2 separate regions of the Mus musculus genome follow, and region 2 is linked to region 1. A link is a loop called in an ENCODE intact Hi-C map of the cell type or tissue named here. Cell type or tissue: left cerebral cortex. All regions are shown on one strand.

What was found. Hi-C counts contacts between places; a loop is a spot of excess contacts. Peaks named below come from ENCODE experiments on the same cell type or tissue, not always from the same donor. Only the 100,000 strongest peaks of a DNase experiment are listed, where the experiment ranks them.
Region 2: it touches region 1 in a loop (3.0-fold over the local background); 4 of 42 quality-filtered maps call a loop at or near these places.

What each region holds. Positions count from the first base shown.
Region 1 is chr12:40,797,234-40,802,233 of GRCm38, reverse strand. It overlaps Dock4 (dedicator of cytokinesis 4), which reads right to left. Exons shown (of 53, transcript NM_172803.2): 36 at 2,484-2,577. Among named protein-coding and RNA genes, the nearest start is that of Immp2l, 220 kb to the left of the region's middle. In left cerebral cortex, a CTCF peak has its summit at 2,823; a DNase peak (open chromatin) is centred at 600.
Region 2 is chr12:40,443,946-40,448,945 of GRCm38, reverse strand. Zfp277 (zinc finger protein 277) reads left to right here and starts at 3,156. Exons shown (of 12, transcript NM_178845.3): 1 at 3,156-3,280. The coding sequence starts at 3,187. It overlaps Dock4 (dedicator of cytokinesis 4), which reads right to left and starts at 2,893. Exons shown (of 53, transcript NM_172803.2): 1 at 2,552-2,893. The coding sequence starts at 2,588. Gm40406 (a long non-coding RNA gene) reads left to right here and starts at 3,287. Exons shown (of 2, transcript XR_872699.3): 1 at 3,287-5,000. In left cerebral cortex, CTCF peaks have their summits at 2,235 and 2,872; DNase peaks (open chromatin) are centred at 2,108, 2,318, 3,028, 3,475 and 3 more places; H3K4me3 peaks cover 3,912 bases; H3K27ac peaks cover 2,674 bases.

The DNA of each region.
Region 1 (5,000 bases):
AAAAGCCACCCCTGAAGATGATCATGATGTGTTTGGTTGCCTAATTTTATTTTCTTCTTTTTATGTCTCCTGTCTCAGACTTTCTGCAAATGGGATCAACCACAGGTCCCGGAAGACCTTTTCTCTTACAGAGCTGGGGCAGGGCTTCCGGTGACACAGAGCTCTTAAACTCTCTGGCTTCCTCCACCTTCCAACCTCAGCTTCACAGCCAGAACACTAAGAACTGGGAGTGCCTGGGCCACGGGAAGAATGGGGAATCAGAGAGAAAAAGGAGTTTGAGAGAGACATAAGTAACACAGTAGTGCAGACCATAAGCAAAAACTGGAGACCTGCCTTGGGTGGTGCACATGCAGAGAACTGGAATGTAGTACCGAGGTCTTAAAAATCAGACATTAGAATCATAACCTCTAGATGGTGGCACAGGACCTGAGCTTTAAACGTAACTGGACTGATTGCCAAAATTAAAAATAACAATTTTGACAGAATGCTGAATCTAGTAACATAATGTTCAAAAGGTCCAGGATGTAATCTAAAATTACTTGGCATTCAAGAAACCACAGAACTAAATAACTATCCAAGGGAAAAAGCAATTAACAGATGCCAACCCCACGATGACTCACATCTTGGAATCTTAGACTAGGAAGCAGCTATTGAAACCATGCTCCATGTAGTGAATGTGAACACTCCTGAACAACTGAAAAGGTGAATTCTTTGCATAGAAACTGAAGCTATGAGAAGAAAACAACAACACGAAATTTTTAGAATGGAATGGTAACAAAATAAACATTTCAGCAGAGAGACCCAATTCAAGTCAGCTGAGTGAAGATGACCGAAAGCATCTGTGGGCTTGACATAAAGCAAAGTTAACTAACTGCCCTAAACCATGGTCAGAAGTGAAGTTGCAGGGGGCTGGGAGGTGGGGGGGGGGGATGGCAGAGTCTCAGGACTCAGGGAACAATGACCAGAGGCCAAATACTCATTCCACGGCAGTCCTAGAAGAAAGGATTGGTATGTAAAATATATTTTGAGAAGATAATGCCGAAAACCTTTTCAGATTTGATGAAGGGAATAGATTTCTAGATCCGAAGAGCATGGCAATACCAAACACACTAAGCTTCGAGAAAACCATGTCTATGTATGTCATCATCAAACTACCGAAGACCAAATACAAATTCTCAAAAGCAACCAGAAAACACCATACAATCAGTCATTAAAAGATTATATACTTCTCACCACACGCAGGGAGTCCAGGAGATAATAACAACACTTTTGCAGTGTAAAAATGAAAGAACCATTCACTTAAAATTCCAACTACAGCACACATGGCTTTCAGAGATGAGGGTGTGCTATGGTTGGGTTCAGCAATGTCCATCAAAGCCCTGTGTGTTAAAGCTTGGTCCTGGGTTCGAGAGAAAGCTCAGGAGTTAAGAATACTTGTTCTTCCAGTAGATCTGACTCCCATTCCCAGGATTCAAGTCGGGTGGATCACAACCACTTGTAATTCTAGCTTCACAGGATCTAACACACTCCTGTTTCTTTGGAGGATTCCTGCACATGTACAGCATTCACTCACACATATACAAGCACATAAAATAAAAATCTTAGAAGCAGCATCTTGGTCCTTCCATCAGTGATGTGGAGAGATGGCTGGAAACTGTAAAAGAGATGGCTTGGTGGAAAGGCTTGGGTTATCAGTGTCATGCATGAAGTGACTGTGAGGCTCCTTTCTTCTTTCTCTTGTGTCATAGTCATACCATGAGAAGTTAGGTTGTACCAGGCACTTTCCCCACCATTATAAGCTACTTTGCTACAAGTCCAGAAGTGACAGAGCCAACTAACAATGGACCAAAACCTTCAAATTCCTGAACCAAAACAAACCTCTCTTCTTCATCAGTTGATTATCATATATACTCCGTTTCAATAACTGAAAGCTGACGACTACAGAGGGCAATAAAGATATCTTTACATGGAGAGAAATGGAAGAGAGCACCACTAGCCAATCTCTTAAGCAGTAAAATTCTTCAGGGCGAATAAAAATGTAGGGAACCAGAGAACTTCACAAATGGAGAGTCATCAAAGTAGCCAGTATCTTAGTAAACACAGAGCTCTTTTTACAAGTTCTTTAAAATCGGTATGACCATTCCAGTGAATAGATATCCCATATTTAACACATATCCTACAAGTACAGCACAGAGTAGGGTGTCTATAAAGACCCCATGTTTAAATTAAGACAGCAAACCCCCATTACAAGCGTGTTGTAATGAGGTATGTACTCCATAATGCCAAGGGCAATCTCAAAACAATCATGCATAGATGAAGTAGAAAATACAGCACTAAGAAGCATACACATAATTAAAATTCATTAAGGTTTTAGAAGAGACGTGTCAGAGTCTTCATCCCTAACTGTGAAAGGAAGAGGAGTTACCATAGCAAACGCATCAGTACCTAGCTCCCTTCCCCACCTGAGTCCCCAGCACTCTGACCTGTGAAGTTCTGCGCCTTGAGATGCAGATCGTAGAGTTTGTGGATGTAGCGGATATACATCTCCTCCTTGTTCAGCTCCGTCTTATAGAAGTTCTGTGAAAAAGAGCACAGACCTGCGTGTTTCCTCAGTATTCAGGCACACACACACACACACACACACACACACACACACACACACGCCCTTTTACATTGTTGAAGTTCCATGCCTCCAAGTCAAGAGAACACATGCATTCTTTTCCCTCCTGAGTATTGTTTTAATAATACAATGAGGAGACTAAATGACAGCGACAGATTTTCAACCTGACACTGTGTTAAACATCTGACAACTAGTGGACAAGCTGGGAATTCTTGGGTTATAATCAACAATTCAAATTTCTTCTTTCATTCTATTTTCTTTTTCTTCTAAGACAGGGTTTTGTATGTGGCCCATACTGGCCTTGAACCCACAGCCCGATCCTTCTGCCTCAGATTCTAAGAGCTGGAATTACCACTATGCCCAGTTGTTCTCTTGTTAGTTTCCATTATTCTTAGTTTAGCTGTCAAGTGGGCAATCAGCCTATTTAACTAAAATATTAAGAAAATGTAACAAATCACCTACATATTTAATATGCTGGTTGGCAGCAAGGACATCTTCTTTAATTTCATGTATACCTTTTTCTAAAGAAAGTACTCTCTAGGACATAAAGGAAGGATTATGGAGTTTTTCTTGCTAGGTGGGATTGCACATGCCTTTAGTCCCAGCAGAAGTCAGGGGCAGGCAAATCTCTGAGTCTGAAGCCAGCCTGGTCTATAAAATGAGCTCCTGGTCAGCTTGAGTTATACAGAGAGACCCTGTTTCAACAACAAACCAACCAACCGAAAAGCATCTCTCTCTCTCCTGTGGGTTTCTGTTTCATTTTGCTTGTTTTTGTTTTTGAGACTGGCCTTAGTATGTAGTCCTGGCTGGCCTGGAATTCATTACTCAAACTCCCAGAAATCCCGGTCCCTGCTCCCCCCATGCTGGGAGTAAAGCACTCCTGGCAGCTGTATTAAGTTTTAATGTTTCTTGTTTATGTTTAAAACACAAACCAGAGAATTTTATGTCTGCTTATTATCATGGAATGGGTTTACTGGAAATATTAAATTAAATAACCTTACTTATTTATTTATTTATTTACAAATCTGAATTTTACTAAAATTCTCTAAAATATTTTACCAAGTTTTATAAAACTCCAGTGTTTACTACCTGGATATACAAGCTGCAGGTACATTATGCAGTCCCTGCTTCAGACACATGAGATGATAACGTATTGTTGTTGGAGCTGATGCTACTTAGGATATGAAGGACACAGGCTAGTGCGGGAGGGGGCAGAGGGGGACGGACAGCTATGCACTTGAAAGAGTGACAAGTTTCTGAAACAGAAAATGCCAGGAATCTTATAGGTGTCCTTAGCTGATGAGTCAGTCAGGAACCTAATGATCAACTCTCAAAGGCGCTGTCTGCCCATTATCTGACTCGTGTGCATTCTTGAACCCAAGGACTCATATACTGTGTGGGCACTGACGCTAACTTGAATGCATTATTATTTCCAATCCATAACATTGGCTCTCTCCTTGCCTTTCATTTCCTGTGGATCCTGGCAGTCTTTAAAAGCCAAGTAAACAATGCTACTCAAACCTCCCTCATTATCATCAAAATCATTTTAATTAGCAAGAATTGTACCATAAACACAATCTAACAGCCCCACAGCAGGTTTTACATTATTAAAGGACGATCTGTTCTAATAGCTTTCTGTTAAGAAGCTGCTGCGTTCTTTCAGAACAAAAATAAGCGATCACTTTGTAAATGAATATTCCTCCTTAAAAAAAAAAAAAAAAAAACAACCAACCAAAGCCCGACATCTCCCCAGCTGGCAGATGACAATCTCTCACATATGTCTGCTAAAAACTGTAACACAGAGAACAAAATAATAATTATAATTCCTCCTGTTAGTCATGTCAAATAGTGTGCACTGTCACCAACTGTGAGTTAAGCTCTGACCGAACACCAGCAGTTAGAGGCCCCCTGGCAGGATCTGCTGCTGACCTCACAGGGAGGTAGTGACGGGAGCCATATTGCCACTAGCAAACATCCAAAACTTTCCATTTAGAGTAGGAGCTAAAGAGATTAGCTTCAATGTGATAAAGCTGGGTTTATCACTGCTGGTTTGCAGTTGGAACAGCTTTTTCAAAATGCTCACCTTCTCTGCTCTTTGTCACACTCCAAAGCTAATGGTGTTAGGCTCAAGTAATTACAACAGGGCCCCTGATTTATGAGGTTTCCTTCTTATTCCCCATAGAAGACAAGAAGGAACACAGTGCAAACTAGTCATTCCTTTACCAAAGGAAAGGGCCTCTTCTGTTGGCCCAGCCGAGGAGATAAGCCGAGGGGGCTGCATTACTATGTTCATCTCCAAAGAGAAGGAACTGGGAGAGGAGATGAGGGTGGCAGGGCTCCTTAGGAAACAGGAAATGTTTCTGCTCTGAGGTTATACGAG
Region 2 (5,000 bases), 350 kb after region 1:
AAGTGTAGATTGTTTTATGCTCACTCATCAATTCATCATTAAAAAGAATTCCTATGTACCAGACTTGAGTATATATTAATATATCTATCTTTCAAGTACAAAATTTACAAGGATAAAATTTTAGTAATTTTATCCACTATATTACTTTATATATAATCATGTTATACATCTATTTGTATGAAAGGCCATACTTAAGAGGCATCATTACAAAAACACACACTATATACTGAAACTTTGTGTATTGTAAGTTACATATTTTTTGCAAAGAACAAGGAAATTGACTTCTATACCCGCTATGAGCCAAGCATAACATATATTCTCTGTAATAATAGGAAACCATAACTCAGATCTGAATTTTTTTTAAAGACTTTTCAATCTAAGCAGCTCCGAATACTGCTCACCATGGTGAGAAATGAAAGTCCACGGGTAAGTATCCTAGCAAAATTTTCATCACACACCCGCCTAACAGATGGGTTCTCAAAAACAACCAAGCATTCCGCAAGCCAAATGCTCAAAACTTAGTAATAAACAATGATTAACATTCTTGAGTATGTGATACTGCAGAAATGAGAACCTCAGCAACAATTTGGGGATGGGGGGGGGCAGAAGCTCGCTTTGTGCTCTCACCTCTCATCTCACCTCCCACCTCCCTTTCCCAAACAGGCACACCCTCTCACCTCCCTACCGGGCTCAGCATCCCAAGCCTTGGTGTTGGCTGCAAGCTCAAAACACTTGACTGATCATATCCGGTTGCCATTCCAGGAAATCCCAGAGTGGTTTTTAAGCCTCTGCCCACAGCTTGTAAAGAAAGGCGAGAGAAAAACTAATCGATATCAGCACCCAGCTGTGACCTGGCACGGAAGGAAATCTGGAAAAATAAATGTCATCCATAACCTGTATCATTTAACACTTGCAAGAACACAACCACTGGGATTGACTCTAAGGTGGACAGTGTTGCCGGGGTGGATCTGAGATTCCTGCACCAGGTGTCAAGACTGGTGCCCTCTGGTTCCTCAGCCCTCAGACAAGGAAATGCCTTTTCCCTTGCAAGGGTTATCTGATCCCCCCCCCCCCCAAAAAAAAGAGGAGGGAACAGAGAGGAAAACAACCTCTATCTACACCACTCTGGGAGAGCCCTTTGGCAAGAGAAGCTGGAAACCTTTCGCAAAGGTGGGCACACGACAAACTATTGTCTTGCTAACCAGTCACAGCCCAGAAAGGAAGCTCATGGAAAACATGACTGTTGAATCAGAGAGTCCCTTCAGTAGATAAAGTCCGATCCCTAGGCAAAGTAGGGGAGGTAAAATCTGCAGTGATTAGGGTTCCCCTGAAAGGTTTTACAGATTTTTTTTTAATTACAGGAGAATGAAGTCAGAGCATAAATACGTCTCTGTATCATATAAATTACTAGGTCCGTCCACAATAAAAACAAGAACGCCAATCGGCAGAACGGGGCATTATAGGAAATGAAGATTGTCAGTAAAATCTATAATGCTTTCTTTCTGTTAGACCTTCTGGGAGGTTATAATTGCATTTGGCCAATTCGGGCTTGTCAGTGAGCCTGGCTTCTTAATAGTCTCAACCCTAAAAGGAGTGACTGTCAAAGGGGGAGGGGGGTACCCAGCTGAAATCAAACAACAAAAACGGGAACTGTAATCCTACCGACAAGGGAGGAGGGAAGGGAAGGGAGCCTCCTGTATTCATCAGTCAACATTAATGGTCTTTGTTGTTCACCTTTGCACAGAACAGTGAATGCTATCCTGTTCCTTTTTCTCTCAAATCAGTGCCAGGGTAGTCCTCTCCTAAAGCTGCCTGCCAGCCTCTAAGAGCCAGGCTTTCTGACCCTCCTCTCCCTCGTCACTTTCCAGCCGGCCTCTATGACCCCCACTGCGCTCATTCCCTGGTAGAGAAGGTGGCCAGAAGTAAAAACCCTGCCAAAATCTCGGTTCCCCTCCAAGGACCAAAGAGCGCAGGAGCACAGATGTTGAAATTTACCAACCCCCCTGCTCGCAACACACACCCCAAACACCCGGGAGGCGAGGGAGGAAGGAGGCTACGTCCCGACTCCGTCTGTCACAGGGGCTACACTCTGCACTCTGGGAATGCCGACCCCAGCCGCAGGGACTTCGCGCCTCCCTACTGTTTGGGAGTATTCTAGCAGCCGGTTCCTGGTCTCCCTCATCACCCCGGGAAATCTTAGCAGCCCACTGCCAGCTCTCTGCCGCTGTGGGCCAGCAGGGGTAGAAGGGAGAGAAACCCTGTTGGCTTCCCCTTCCAACTTGACACGCAACACGCCCCGCGGCCGCTCCAAACTCCGCCAGCCAGCAGAGACCGGAGCGGCAGTCCGGACGTTCTGGGATCGGGTTCGAGGAGCGCCGAGTGCACGGTGAGGAGCGAGCCCCCCAGTGCTCGCCCCTCAGCCGGAGGCCGGTGCGGCCAAGCCCGGGACCCGCTGTGCAATGCCAAGACCTGGCATTTGCAGCCTGGAGCGGAGCGAGCTGCGTGGGGGCAAGGACCAGAGCGTGGTAAAAGTTCGCCCGCGAGCACTCACCCACGCCGTATTTCTCGTGCTCCGTAGGTATCCACATGGCTATGAAGGGCGTTGAGGGGCTCCGGGCTGTGCAATCCCCGCGCCCCTCCAGTGGCTCACAACAATGCACCGCTCCCGAAGAGCAGCTGTGTCGCTGGAGCACAGCGGATCGCGCGGGCTGCGGCGCTGGGCAGGGTCTGCTCCCGGGGCTCCGGAGCCGGCACTGACACTACACCGCCGAGGCGGAGCCGCCCGCCGCTCTGCCGGCCGCGGCTGCTCACAGCCCTGCGACGCGCTCCCGGGGACCCGGCGGCGCAGTCATTGTTCTGATTCACTGAACTAAGCGAACACGCCGGGGCACTCGCGGGCGCACCCCCGCCCGTCAGCGCCCGTCCAGCGCTGCCTACCCACTGCCTCGCGGCATGCTGGAAGTTGTAGTTCTTACGCTCCCGGCTCCGGAAGGAGGCGGGACTACAGCGGTTGGGGGCGGGGCACCTAGTTAGGCTCGCCACAATCGATTGGTCCAAAATGTGACGGCACAGCATAGGCGTGTAGGAACTCCCTCAGTGAGGCGGCATGCGACCCCAGGCGCGTTTTTATTGGTGTATCACCGCTCCGCCCCGCCTACGGCCCGCCCCTTTCTACTGTGCCAGGTAATGGCTGCTAGTGAGGTCCAGGGGCTTCCTGTGGACCCCCGGGAGGCTGGGGTCCGCGGGGTCCGCGGCGGAATCGGACACACAGATCATGAAGGTGAGTGTGCTGTCCCTTAGGCGCGGGTGATCTGTCTTCCTTCTTCTGTGCCCGAGGTGCAGCTGGCAGCCGCTCAAACCTTTGAAGCTGGTCGGCTGGGAGACCACCTTGGTGCCAGGGAAAAAGCCGCGGGCGGGACCCAGAGATATGGGTTGGGCAGACGGAGGTTGCCAGGCTGAAGCTGTTTTGGGGTGGGAGCAGAAAATGTGAAGAGCTGCCTTCCCGGCCTCTGAGAAAGCTCCTTTGCTGTCTTCCGGTTTGGAATTCTGTGCTTTGCACTTGCCGCCAAGTGGGTGTGGGTCAGGTCTGGGTTGCACACGTGTGACTGTAAAGCTGTGATTAGCCGCTATTTCCTGACTTGTAGCCCTCGCTCTCCCCGGTTTGCTGAATTTGGCTCTGGGAAGGTGTTTTATGTAGTTTGGGACCGGTTTCCAAGTTGGAGACTAGTCACGTCACGGCTCTCTAATACTTATTTGCTGGTTGCAGGTTGTAGTCCTCTTCAAAAGGAAAGGATGTGTGTGTCTCAGGTATCATTTGGCCCTGTAGCCTGGGAGATGTTACATTCTAAGAGAAAGAGAAAAGAGAATTAAATTCACTCCAGCCCTCACAGAATATTTAAAATAGGGTTTTAAAATTCATCACAGCTACTTTGTATCAACCTGACTTTGCTGCTTTCTTCAGTTCCACTGTAGAGACCAAAAGTCAAACTTTCATCATAGACTACCTTTTCTTTTGGTCGCGCTCCACTCCCCACCCATTTTGTTTAAGTGTTAATTTTGGGGGTTAATTTGGGTTCTCAGTCCTTGTTGATGTTTTTTCCATTTAACCTTCACAGCTTTTTATCTCAGTAGCAGGGAAATAAAAGTGCAATTTCTTCCCACTTTCCATGAGTGAGATTCCTATCAATGGGTTTGCCATATATCCCGTACTTATGTTTTTCCAGATCACCAAAATTCCACATTTTAAGATATAAAGTTGGAAGCTTTAATAATTTGGCGGGGGGGGGGGGCGTTGTTTATGGTTTTTGTTTTTGTGGGGGTTTTGGTTGGTTGGTTGGTTAGTTTTGGTTTTTAGAGACAGAGTTTCTCTGTGTAGCTCTGGCTGACCTGAAACTCACTCTAAACCAGGCTGGCCTCGAACTCAGAAACCCGCCTGCCTCTGCCTCCCAAATGCTAGGATTAAAGGCGTGCGCCGCCACTGCCCGGCTTCTTCTCCTCACTGATAACTTTTTCTCACGGGTTAATTTATTTGAAAACTTGAAAATACCTCTAAAGCATAAATAATTACCTTACACTTAGAATTCATTACAAATATTTCAAGCACTTCATTCAGAGGTCTGTAGATTAAAAAAATAATAATAATAGTAACATCCACTACACAGTTCCACTTATAAAGACAAAAGTGATGCATATTTTATAACATAGTCCTTTATAATATGCATTGTATACCCCATTTTAAAATAAGAGGGATGATTCTAGTAAACTCAAAGATCTACAGCTTTCTTCTTCCTATTGTTTATCAAAGATACTTCTATATCAATTTTTTTGTTACATTTGTTAGTGAATACACTCATGTTCCATAGGAAAGATATTCCATACTCTAGCCAGTCCCCTGTTAGTAAATGTATAAAGTAGCTCTGATTTTCAATAGCATTACAGAGAGTGGATTTATATATATGTATAATATATTTGTCATATATTATATACATAATATAGATGGA